Regions from separate parts of the Homo sapiens genome. Here region 1 is linked to region 2. A link is an interaction called in ENCODE POLR2A ChIA-PET data of the cell type or tissue named here. Cell type or tissue: OCI-LY7. All regions are shown on one strand. Links, peaks and the distances in the headings refer to the core of each region. The heading gives the core; the rest is flanking DNA.

What was found. ChIA-PET counts read pairs that join two places held together with the same protein. Peaks named below come from ENCODE experiments on the same cell type or tissue, not always from the same donor. Only the 100,000 strongest peaks of a DNase experiment are listed, where the experiment ranks them.
Region 1: POLR2A ChIA-PET joins it to region 2 with 5 read pairs; 2 of 35 experiments call an interaction of 5 or more read pairs at or near these places.

What each region holds. Positions count from the first base shown.
Region 1 is chr2:68,586,582-68,591,962 of GRCh38, reverse strand. No RefSeq gene overlaps it. Among named protein-coding and RNA genes, the nearest start is that of PROKR1, 54 kb to the left of the region's middle. In OCI-LY7, for the core only: no CTCF peak of the experiment used is centred there; no DNase peak of the experiment used is centred there.
Region 2 is chr2:68,660,173-68,665,553 of GRCh38, reverse strand. No RefSeq gene overlaps it. Among named protein-coding and RNA genes, the nearest start is that of PROKR1, 19 kb to the right of the region's middle. In OCI-LY7, for the core only: no CTCF peak of the experiment used is centred there; a DNase peak (open chromatin) is centred at 2,893.

The sequences.
Region 1 (5,381 bases), core at 128-5,127, 73 kb after region 2:
AGAGGAGAATGACATCTCTTGACCTCTGGACAATCCCCTACTTCCTTCCCTTTCTTCCATCTCCAATTTCCTAATTTCTTTTATAGGCCAGAACAGAACCCACTCTCAGGAGTCTGGGCACTGGGAATCTGGGGCTCACTTAAGAGAAAGTCTCTCTGTTGGTGGACACTCAAGAGACTCTGTTACCCAAAGAGCTACACTGAGGTGAGCAATGTGTCACCCAAGCTTATCTCACATGGGTGACAGGAACCTCCAGTACAGCAGTATCCAGCCTTGCCCCAGTTCCAGCCTCCTCCAACATAAAACTCCCTTCCTCATGGTAAGATATGAGGGTTGGAGGCCATTGTTAGGAGAGTGAGGGTAAATCCCCTTGCCTCTTCAACTTGCTACTTTTTACCATTTTTACATGTATCCTGGGAGTTAGGTTTAAAGGCTTAATTAGATTCAGGTTAACATTTTTGGCAAGGGTGGAGTCAGCTCCTTCTTTGGGCGAACTCTGATGGAAGTTATCTGTGATCTGCCCCTCGGTGGGACCTGGCTGCACTCTCTTTTCCACGTCACCTCCATTGAGTATCAGGTCTGACTTGGGCTCAGAAGCTGAGTCTGGTGGCCTCATGTATTCATTGCCTGTTACATATAAACTGAAGTTCACAGCATTCTCTGTCTCCTTGGTATGCTGTAGGCATGGGCTACAGTTAATTTTATTTTCTCTTTACCAATTAAAACGATGCTTTCCCCAAATAAAGCATATTATTATTTTAAAATTTATGGACCCTGTGAATTTTACAACTGACTTTCCCCCTTGTTTGGGAAGACTGAGAGCTGGATTTGCTCCTCTATAAACCAGTATATGAGCTATGCTTTTCTGTACATTCTTGTGAATTAACTTCATCCCTGGCTTAAGCTTTCTATTCTGCTTTTGTGTTCAATTCTCCATCTATTTCTTTTTCATCTTGTGTATTTCTGTAAGCTGCCTTGGTTCCTTAATGGAATGAGGCAGGAATGTAAATCCACAGAGCAGCAGAGTGTTTGTAGGCATAGGAAGATGCCGGCATGTGTTGACATACTTATTTGCCTATCTTGCAAAGTTTAATCATCAGAACTGAAGGTCATGAAGCACTGCACCATACTGGGTAATGACATGGCATTTCCATTGGCATTTAATGGTAAATTGCATTGCCTTTCACAGTACTAAAACTGTTGTTGTAGAAGAAAGAAATACTTTGGATTCTGGAAATTAAAGCAAATGGGAGAAATAATGTAAACCACCTTATCTATTGGAGGCCAAAGTTTCAAGCTTGTATTCTGGCTGGAACTCTCAGCCTAGTGCTACCCAAACCCATCTGACTTCCAGTCCTCAATTTGCTCTTCCTGAGAGGGAAGGTGGAATTCTTTAAGAATTGTGATCTTTCCCTGAACGTGTTTTAAAATTGAGGACGATGGAAAAGAAAAAATAAAATGAGTATCAGACACTTTGCAATTAGCTATTTAAGAGAAATACATCTTAAGTAAGGAGGAGCTAACGGAGTCTTTTGTAGCCTACACAGCTCTGAGCTGACTCCCAAGTTCAGCTTCAGGTATTATCAGGCTGTCGACAGGTCAAGAAAGAAGACATGAGAAGAGCTGGCCCCTGCGTATAGAGAACACTAGCCTTGTCTTCCATGCTCACTTGTCTCATCTGCTTGAGAACTTCATTTCTGCCTGTCTTTGGGCTGTTTACCCCATAAAAGCCCAACTTTGCTATTCTGAATCTTGGATCCTTGCCCAAGAGATTAGTTAATGCATTTGTGTACATGGCAGTGTTGAAAAACAAAAGTTGCCAGGCAGCAGAAAGACAACCAACCATCCTCCCACAAACATGACTTTAGATCTTGGTTTGAACAAATCAAGTAGTGTGATGTGGAACAAATTCATACACTAGAAGGAAGTTCCTGGATGGCCTGGATTTCTGTCACCCCAGTGCCTGGAGCAGAGCTTGGCACTAAGTGGGAGCTCAGTAAGTATTTATTTGTTGAACAAATGAGAGGATGCTAGGAGTTACATAGGCCAGTACAACTTCGTAGCATTGGTGTTTAATGGTCACAGATCACAAAGGCACAGATCATGTCCTGTGCTGAAAATGAGTTAACAAATTCAAACAGGCTGGAGCTGAGCTGTCCCCTATTGCCCAGAGCTCCCAAATACCAATTGTTTGCTTTCCTTCCTTTGCAGCATTGGGAGCCATTCAGTGACTTAGAAGACGATGTTAGAGTGTGAGAGGTCACACAAAGATATGAGGCTCCTGAGTGTTCAGCTGACAGCCCCACCCCACTGACCAGGACAAAGGTTGCCCCTCTCTGCTTCTACTGCCCCCTTTTTTTTTTTTTTTTTTGAATCGGGGTCTTGCTCTGTTGCTCAAGATGGAGTGAAGCAGCACAATCTTCTCTGCTCATGGCAACTTCCATCTTTTGGGTTCAAGTGATCCTCCTGTCTCAGCTTCCCAAATAGCTGGGATTAAAGCGGGCACCACCACACCCAGCTAACTTTCGTATTTTTAGTAGAGACGGGATTTCGCCATGTTGGTGAACAGGCTGGTCTTGAACTCCTGACCTCAAGTGATCCACCCGCCTCAGCCTCCCAAAATGCTGGAATTACAGGTGTAAGCCGCTGCACCCAGCCTGCTTCTACCCCATGTTCTGAGAGTTCTGCCTGTGGCTTCTCCTCTGCAAAGTTACCTCCAACCTTGTCTTCAGCCCTGTTTCTCCTGATGGAGCCAGTGTAGGAAGTGGTGGGTAGGCAGTGCGTCCTGCCTCCAGTCCCTGGGAAGGTCCCAGGCCGCTCTGCCTCTTCTGTCCCTCTCATGCTGTAGGAGCTGCCAAGGACAACCTTGAGGAAAGGCAAAGGCGTTCCTCAGCCTGCCAGGCGGTGTGACCTGTGTGGCCCTTGCTCTGCTTCCCAGCTTTGGTGTTGTTATTTCTTTACCTATAATGTGTGTTAAACCTAAAACTCCATTCCCAGCTGCTGCAGTTTAAAGCTATACTTAACTCTCTAATAATAAGCTAATATATGTTGGTGCAACACTTTGCACTCTGTGGTCCAAAGATCTGAAGAACATTTTTTTATTCCCCCCGAAAATGTGAAGAACATTTTTTTTTAGTCAGGATGCATTTACATAGCACCTGTGTAACAAAATAAGACTCATTACTTGGCAAAATGCCAGAATTTCATGTTACAGCGTTGTCAAACTTTTAAAAGACAAACATTAACTTTGCAACATTTCTGTCAGCCTGACTCCTTACTTACTAACTTTTGGAGAAAGGAAAAGAAAGATCATAACAAGCAATGACCAAAATTTGCTTAATTGACACCATAGTGTTCATTACATAGCTTAATCTTAATTTAAACTCTAGTGTAATAACTAAAAGTTGGTTTGTTTCTCCTTATGCTGTATGTAACAGACAGGACTGACTAGCTTAAGGAAAATATGAAGAGCTGCTGGGGTCGTTTGATGAAAGGAAGAGTTGACCAGCCAGAGAACCAGACAGCTCTGAGGCCTCAGCAATGGAGGCCTGGGGACCTGCTCTCCAGAGTGCTGTGGTAGAGAGCGCCTCTGATACGAGGCGCTCCTTGTCCCTGTCCTTATCTACTCAAAAAAAAAAAAAAAAAAACCCTAGAAAAAGCACCCGACTGGCCCTGCTAGCGTAAGGGGTCACCCCAAACCAGTTGCTGAGGTCAGAAGGGTAAGGTCATGTGCCTGGGCCGTGGCCCCTGGAGGCTCTCTTCTGTGCGCCGGCACTGTCCCCAGAGAAGGAATCAGCCAGTGAGGCAGCTCCCCAGGGTCTCCACCAAGGGAAACACAAATGTTCTTCTTTAAAATGAACCAAGTAGGTGGGGTGCGATGGCTCATGCCTGTAATCCCAGTACTTTGGGAGGCCAAGGGGGCAGGATCCCTTAATCCCAGGAGTTTGAGACCAGTCTAGGCAACACAGGGAAACCCCATGTCTACAAAAAAAAAAAAATTTTTTTTTAATTACCTGGACATGGTGGGGCATGCCTGTAGTCCCAGCTGCTTGGGAAGCTGAGGCGGGAGGATTGCTTGAGCCCAGGAATTTGAGACTGCAGTCAATGGTGATTGTACCATTGCCCTCTGGCTTAGGTGACAGAGCCAGACCCTGTCTTAAAAAATAATAATAATTAAATTAAATTAAAAAGAATAAAATGAACCAATGGTGGCTCCTGTTGGTGTAATGTCGTGTTGAGAGATGCAGGGAATGTCATTAACTCGACACTGTCACTCCAACAGGCTTGATCTCACTATTTCGTTAACACTTCTAAGGTGAAGTGCTAATGACTTTTATTGGTTTAGGAGGACAATAGTCAGTGTGCTAGTTTGAAAGAAAAGTTTGGGGAAAACAAACATGTATCCTTCCTTAGGGAATATCTACATAAACATCCAGACTGCTAATTCCAGACAGCTGTTTATTTCACAGGCCAGTAAGCCTGCTAAGTCAAAAAACGGACATCTCCTTAGCAGGAGGCATGTGTTAATATTTAGGTATGGACGACTAATGCCATTTTGAGATGTCAACCATTAATTAAAAATAACAAGTGCTATATCTAAGAATAACAGGCAGATTGATCTGTGGCTATTAATTAGACCTAGCAAGCAACATGATTTTATCTTCTGTCAGTTAGCTCTTAGTAATCAACATTGTCAAAGGAAAGTGACTTTTATCAGCATGGAATTAAGGGTGCTGGGCACACAGTTTGCTTAATCTCAGTTTTGGAACAACAAATTTCTCTTTCAAAATAAAAGAGATGAATTACAATGATATACTTTCCTTAAGCTAGCACTAACACAATTAGGAAGATTCTGGTCCTCCCACTTAAGCACTGAGGTAAGGGGGGCAGAGGTTGTCTGGAGTCCTAATTAGCTCATGTTCTTCAACCCACATTTCTTATCCAGTGATGAGAACCATGGGGAGAAAGCCTCCTGGCTTCTTACCTTTTGGTGCTCTACTAACAGAAGAGAAACAATCCTGAGTGTTCACCTGCTGACCTAATGATGCCAACAGTGAAGAGTCCAAGCACCAAGATATCAAGGAGAACTGAATCATGCAATGTTTATGGTGAATGCTGAATATCACAGAATGTCAGGAGTTGTCCAGAAGAGGGTGGGAAGATGAAGAGTGAAGATGCGGGAAATTATTTGCTGAAAAAAAGTTTGATATAATTCATTTGTAATTCCCAATGTTTGGTACTATCCTACGAGTAGAAACGTGAATACTTTCCATTTCCTCTGTGGCTATTAATCTGTTCACCCTTTTTAATGTCTTATAAAGTACACTTTGGAAAGTTATTTTTTTTAGAAAGTCATACATTCATCTACATTTACAAATTGA
Region 2 (5,381 bases), core at 245-5,244:
TCCATCTCCTGAAATAGATTAGTGGTTTGATATGACAAGAGTCTTTATCTGTGTACAGATAATCCACTTAGCAAAATATCCCTATTCAGGATTACTTATGTAAAATAAAACTAGAATCTATGGATTCATGACTCATGACTGCTTTTTAAAAAGTCACAAAATCCCTATAATGATCTGTGTTTAAAGGGGAAAAAAGGAAATGTTTCATAACCTAAATATTCCCCACCTAGTGAGGTGACTGAAAATTGCATATAGAGACCTCATCATTTGTTTTGGGTCAAGGACCATATTGAATGTGGGAAAGGAGGAGCTATGGGGACAATGAATTATCTTCAGACCATTCCTGCTTTACCAAACTTCTTAATTTCTTTAGACTTGACATTATTAGTGAAGTTTGATACTGAGTAAGAGCTCTAATTTGTGAGTCTAATTTGATGATCTGGTCTTTGTGATAGTTCAAAGTGAATGGTAGCCAAGTCTCTCTAATTTCCAATTTTCTCCTAAACTTGTAATTAATATTTCTAACCACTTGCTGGATATATCTAAATATTTTATCAGTACCTCAAAATCAACATATATAATAATAAACATCTTATCTGCCTCCTAAGCCAGTCCCTGCTCCTGAATTGCCAGTCATCCAACCTCCAAATGTCACCATCATCCCCTCCTACTCTTCCTTCCTTTTCTCCAGTAGCACTTTAAGACCTTCACTCCATTCATGTCTTCCTTTGTACTTTTACTACCTCTTAATTGGTCTCTCTGATCCCATTCTTTCTGGCCACTAATCCTTCCAACATATTAATCTTCCCATAGTTATCTTCTCTATACACACACACACACACACACACACACACACACACGCACACACACACACAAACATACACACAATGGTTTTCTAGGGAATATATAGAGAGAGATATATCATTAAACCTTATGAAGTAAGCAACAATAAGTTATATAGGTATACAAATAGATGTGATAGATAAAATCCAAGGCTGTTTTCAAATTAAGGAAGGAGCACAATCTCATACACATATGATGGAAAATGGTTCCAACTCCACCCTTTAAAAGTGGCACCATGAAGAAAGGGAGTAGATAAAATGCTGAAAAAAAATCATGCGAATACCCCTCACTGTGATGGAAGCACACTGGTTGTGGGAGGTAGACATCGTAGAGGAACAAACTAAAGGTTCCCTTATGGATTAAAAGTTTCTTCCCACCACGATGGATAATGACATACCAGAAATGGGAGAAACTGCCAGAATTTGCCATTTTGTTTTTCACTGACTGGAAAGAAGACAAGAAAATGTTTGAAAAAATAACCTCCCAAAGCTAATATTTCTAAAAAGAAAAAATGATTTTGAGAGTGGAATAATACAGAGTGGTTGCAGGAGAACAGAAAATTCCAGGCAGCAGTTTCACATGACTAGCAAAAGGAAACTGTTGAAATAGACACAGAATCTAGGGACTGATAAATCCCTGAAAAACAGGGTGTGAACCAAGCTGGCTAAGACTGACTGGACCCAACATGGTGCTGGATTTGACCTAGGTTTCACTTAGGACCTCATTTTATGCTCGTTAACATACTCAATCACATACTCAACAGCACCATGACAGTTCCAGGAACACCCATATTTGGTGTAAAAATGGGTGGCCCCACAGTTCATACAAATCTTCACCTTTTTCCAGGAGTTTTCATGAATATTCCACCCCATGGTTAGAGAAACCCATAAAGGTAGCAGCCTCAAATCCCTCGTGCACAACTCTTGAGTATGCCTGCTCTCCCCTTTCTCAAGTGTGTATTTTTCACTTTGTAATAAATCTCCATACTTTCACTATTTTCTGACTCATCCTTGAATTCCTTCTGGTGATGGTATAAACAGCCTGGACACTGGCTGGGGTCGAGGTGACACCTGTGTTCGGGAAACCCCCGCTGGTATTAATTTAGCAAAATTGAAAGAGAAAACTAAGGCAAGAACTTGATTTTGGCTTTTCTAGGGTGAGTGACTCGTAAGAGATATGCGTGGGGAGCTCCAGATCACCCTCTTCTACTGCAATGTATAGTGCTATGACCAGCACTACACCAGTCAGGGAACTATTAGGAAATAGAGGGGAGACTTTAATAAAAGACAGGTTTGCAATGGTATGGCTAGAGCTAAGATGAACCAACAAGAGACAGGGAGTGCCCTGAGGTCATTAAAAAGGGAGCCCACCAGCCCTAGGCCTGAGGGCAAAGGGGAGGAACAGCTACCAGGACCCAAAGAGACCAACAGCTATAGCTGTTAGCTGCCCAGTAGTGGTGGGGGCTGCCAGCCCTCATGATCTGGAAAGTTGGGACTCAACTGAACAAATCCTCACCTCACTCTGCTTTATCCTCTAATGTCCCATTGGTGCCTGCCATTGATCTAATCCAGAAAGAAACTAGAGGGAAACGTTGCTCAATGGTATAGTCCAAAAGTCAGTCTCTAGGTGATACAGCAAGGTAGAGAGGGGATCTACACAAGCAAGAGTAAAATACTCTACCCAGAAGCCTTCAAATTTTCTCACCAAATGAGTGGGAGAGTAGAAAGAGATGTAGACCGGGGAAAAAAAAGTAGATAAAACTAAGAATAACTCATCTAGAGCAGATCATCACTGATGGAATGGAAGGCTCAGTAGTTCTGAGTTGAAAAAATAATCCAAAACCCTGGGCATCACCCCCAAGGATGGGATATGCAGTGCCAGCAAAACTGAATTCCAGAATAGAACTTTTAAAAAAATAACACAACGAAGACACAGCCCACCAATCATGGCTACAAAGAGTTCTCTCACTTCCATCCCCAGCAATATGAAATGTGGAGCACCAACTCTCTAATTGAAGCTATAAACAGAGGAAGCAACCAGATAAAGAGGAAGTAGAATAAGGGAAATTCAGTCACCCTGATTTGGTCAACACACTGGGGAACAGAGCTGGGTCTGTCCAAGATGAATAAAATAAAAATAATCACAACAGGAAAGCTATGCAGAATTATGACAAACGAAAAGAAATCAAACAATGAGAGAGAGAGAGACACAAAGGAACAGAAAGAAAAATGAGCAGTCTACCCTGGAAGAAAAAAAAATCATGGAAAACAAAAGGAAATAATAAAATAAAGAAATGACAATGTTTCAACTCTTAAATACATAAAGAGAATATGGAAAGTATGAACTAATCAATACATATATCAAATATAATGGAATAAAAAGGGCCATGTCAGAGCTAAAGAGACTCTACATGTCCAAACGTAAAACTCTGCTCAAAGGAAAACTCACTCCCTTAATTGCTTAAGCTACGAGAAAAAATAAAAATAAAATAAGTCTATCACTCTACTCAAGAACATGTGAAAAGGCCAGCAAAATCCAAATGAGGCCAGCGGAAGCAAAATAATTCATGTGAGAACAAAAAGCAATAAGTAAGAGGGTAAAGCAATAGTTTTGGTAAGTAAATCTGCAATGCTGCTTTTACAGGATGTTTCTTTGTGCTTCCCTGCAACCAAAATACCCTCTGTTCTTAAGAGCAATCATTCAGGGACATAAGCTGGAATCGTGTCATTCACCTTTGTAACATCTGAGCCTAGGACAAGAAATGTCTGTTAAATACTTGTGTGAAAGAGTCCTGGAACTCCAGTTTATCAGGAGAAACCCTCCCTGGCTTCTTGGATGAATCCGCGTCATGCAGATCAGAACTGGGGCCGTTGAGAAGGCAGAGAGATAGAAAGTCAGTGAACCACAATGCCCGCTCAGGCATCTTTACAAGAAAAGTGTCCAGTAAAGATCTATTGATTTAATTCCATTTAAATTTGTGGGCCTGCTCCTTCCTGCCATCTCCATTTCTCCCAATGCTCACTCCAGTGTTTTGGCCTCCCCCCGGGCAGGTGTTCAAAACCAGTTCAGGGGACTGTGAACTTGGATGGGAAAAAAAATGTTTGTTATTCTCACTAACCTGTAACTGAACTTTACGTTTCCTGCCATTATGAAGCAGGCAACAACCACACTGGTATTAGCAGTCCCTGAGACTGTCGCCAAGAGATATTTTACATCTCATTAGAGTTTGGAGAGAGGTCTCAAAATATCGTTTACATTCATTGCTACTTCAAAATCATGGTAGTTTTTAGCCCTGATGCTAAATCTTATTATGTAAGACATTAAAGATTTAATATAAAGAAATGAAATATAAATATTTATATAATTATACCACAAACTTAAACTAATTTGAGAATTGCATTTTAATAGAATTGATTTCTTCCATATTCTTACGTATTTTATTGAATAAATTTGAAAGCATTATTTTGAGAAGAAGCTGTGAACTTCACTGGATGCCAGAAGCTCCCAAGACACTCAAAAGTTAAGGACTTTTGCATTAGGGTCAGTTGTTACGGGTAAATGAAACTTCTCAGAGAAGGAAAAATAAAGATGGGAGTGGTGTTATTCTCAGTTTTTGAGAAAATCTGGTTAATCTAGATGATGATTTATCACTTAATGATTGGATTTAAGGAGAGAGGTGTTTATTTGGTTTACTAGAAAGCCTAAGGAAGGGCTAAACACTTCATGTAAAGGCTGCAGCACAGAGTAATTAAAAGCCTGAGCTCCGGAGTTGAACTACTGGGCTTCAAATTTCAGCGCACCATTCACTGCTTGTGTGACCTTGAGCAGCTTCTGTGACTTAAGGCTGTTTCCTCATCTGTAGGTGGGAGTGATACTTGCCCCTGACTCAGAGGATGGTACGAGGACTGACTGAGACAATTCCTGTAACATGCTCAGCTCAGCCCAATACATGGCAGATTCTCCTTGCTGTTAGTATTAAAGTCAGCCAAATTTGTTTCCAATAACCTTTCCCTTCATATTCTTTTTTTTCCTAATTATGAAATGCCTCCCTCACCCCATCACACAGACCTGTTTCATACAGCCAGTTTCTCTCTGTCCTTGGCCCACCCCCCGACCCCGCCTCACTCCCATCAAAACCCACTCTCAGATAAGGCTCTGGTATTGCCTTCTTATGTCTCTGTGTGTTTTCTAGTTTCTGAGCTACCTCTTCCAGGAATAGCAATCCCATCATTGTGTGAGAGGTCCTCCCCTCCAGGGAAGAGCAATTTCAGCCTCCAAAAGCAGATAAAAGAAGTATTTCAGGCTGGCTCATGCCTGTAATCCCAACACTTTGGGAGGCCAAGGCAGGTGGATCACTTGAGGTCAGGAGTTCAGGACCAGCCTGGCCAACATGGTGGAACCCCGTTTCTACTAAAAATACAAAAATTAGTTGGATGTGGTGGCGGGTGCCTGTAATCTCAGCTACTCAGGAGGCTGAGGCAGGATGATCACTTGAACCTGAGAGGCAGAGGTTGCAGTGAGCAGAGATCGCACTACTG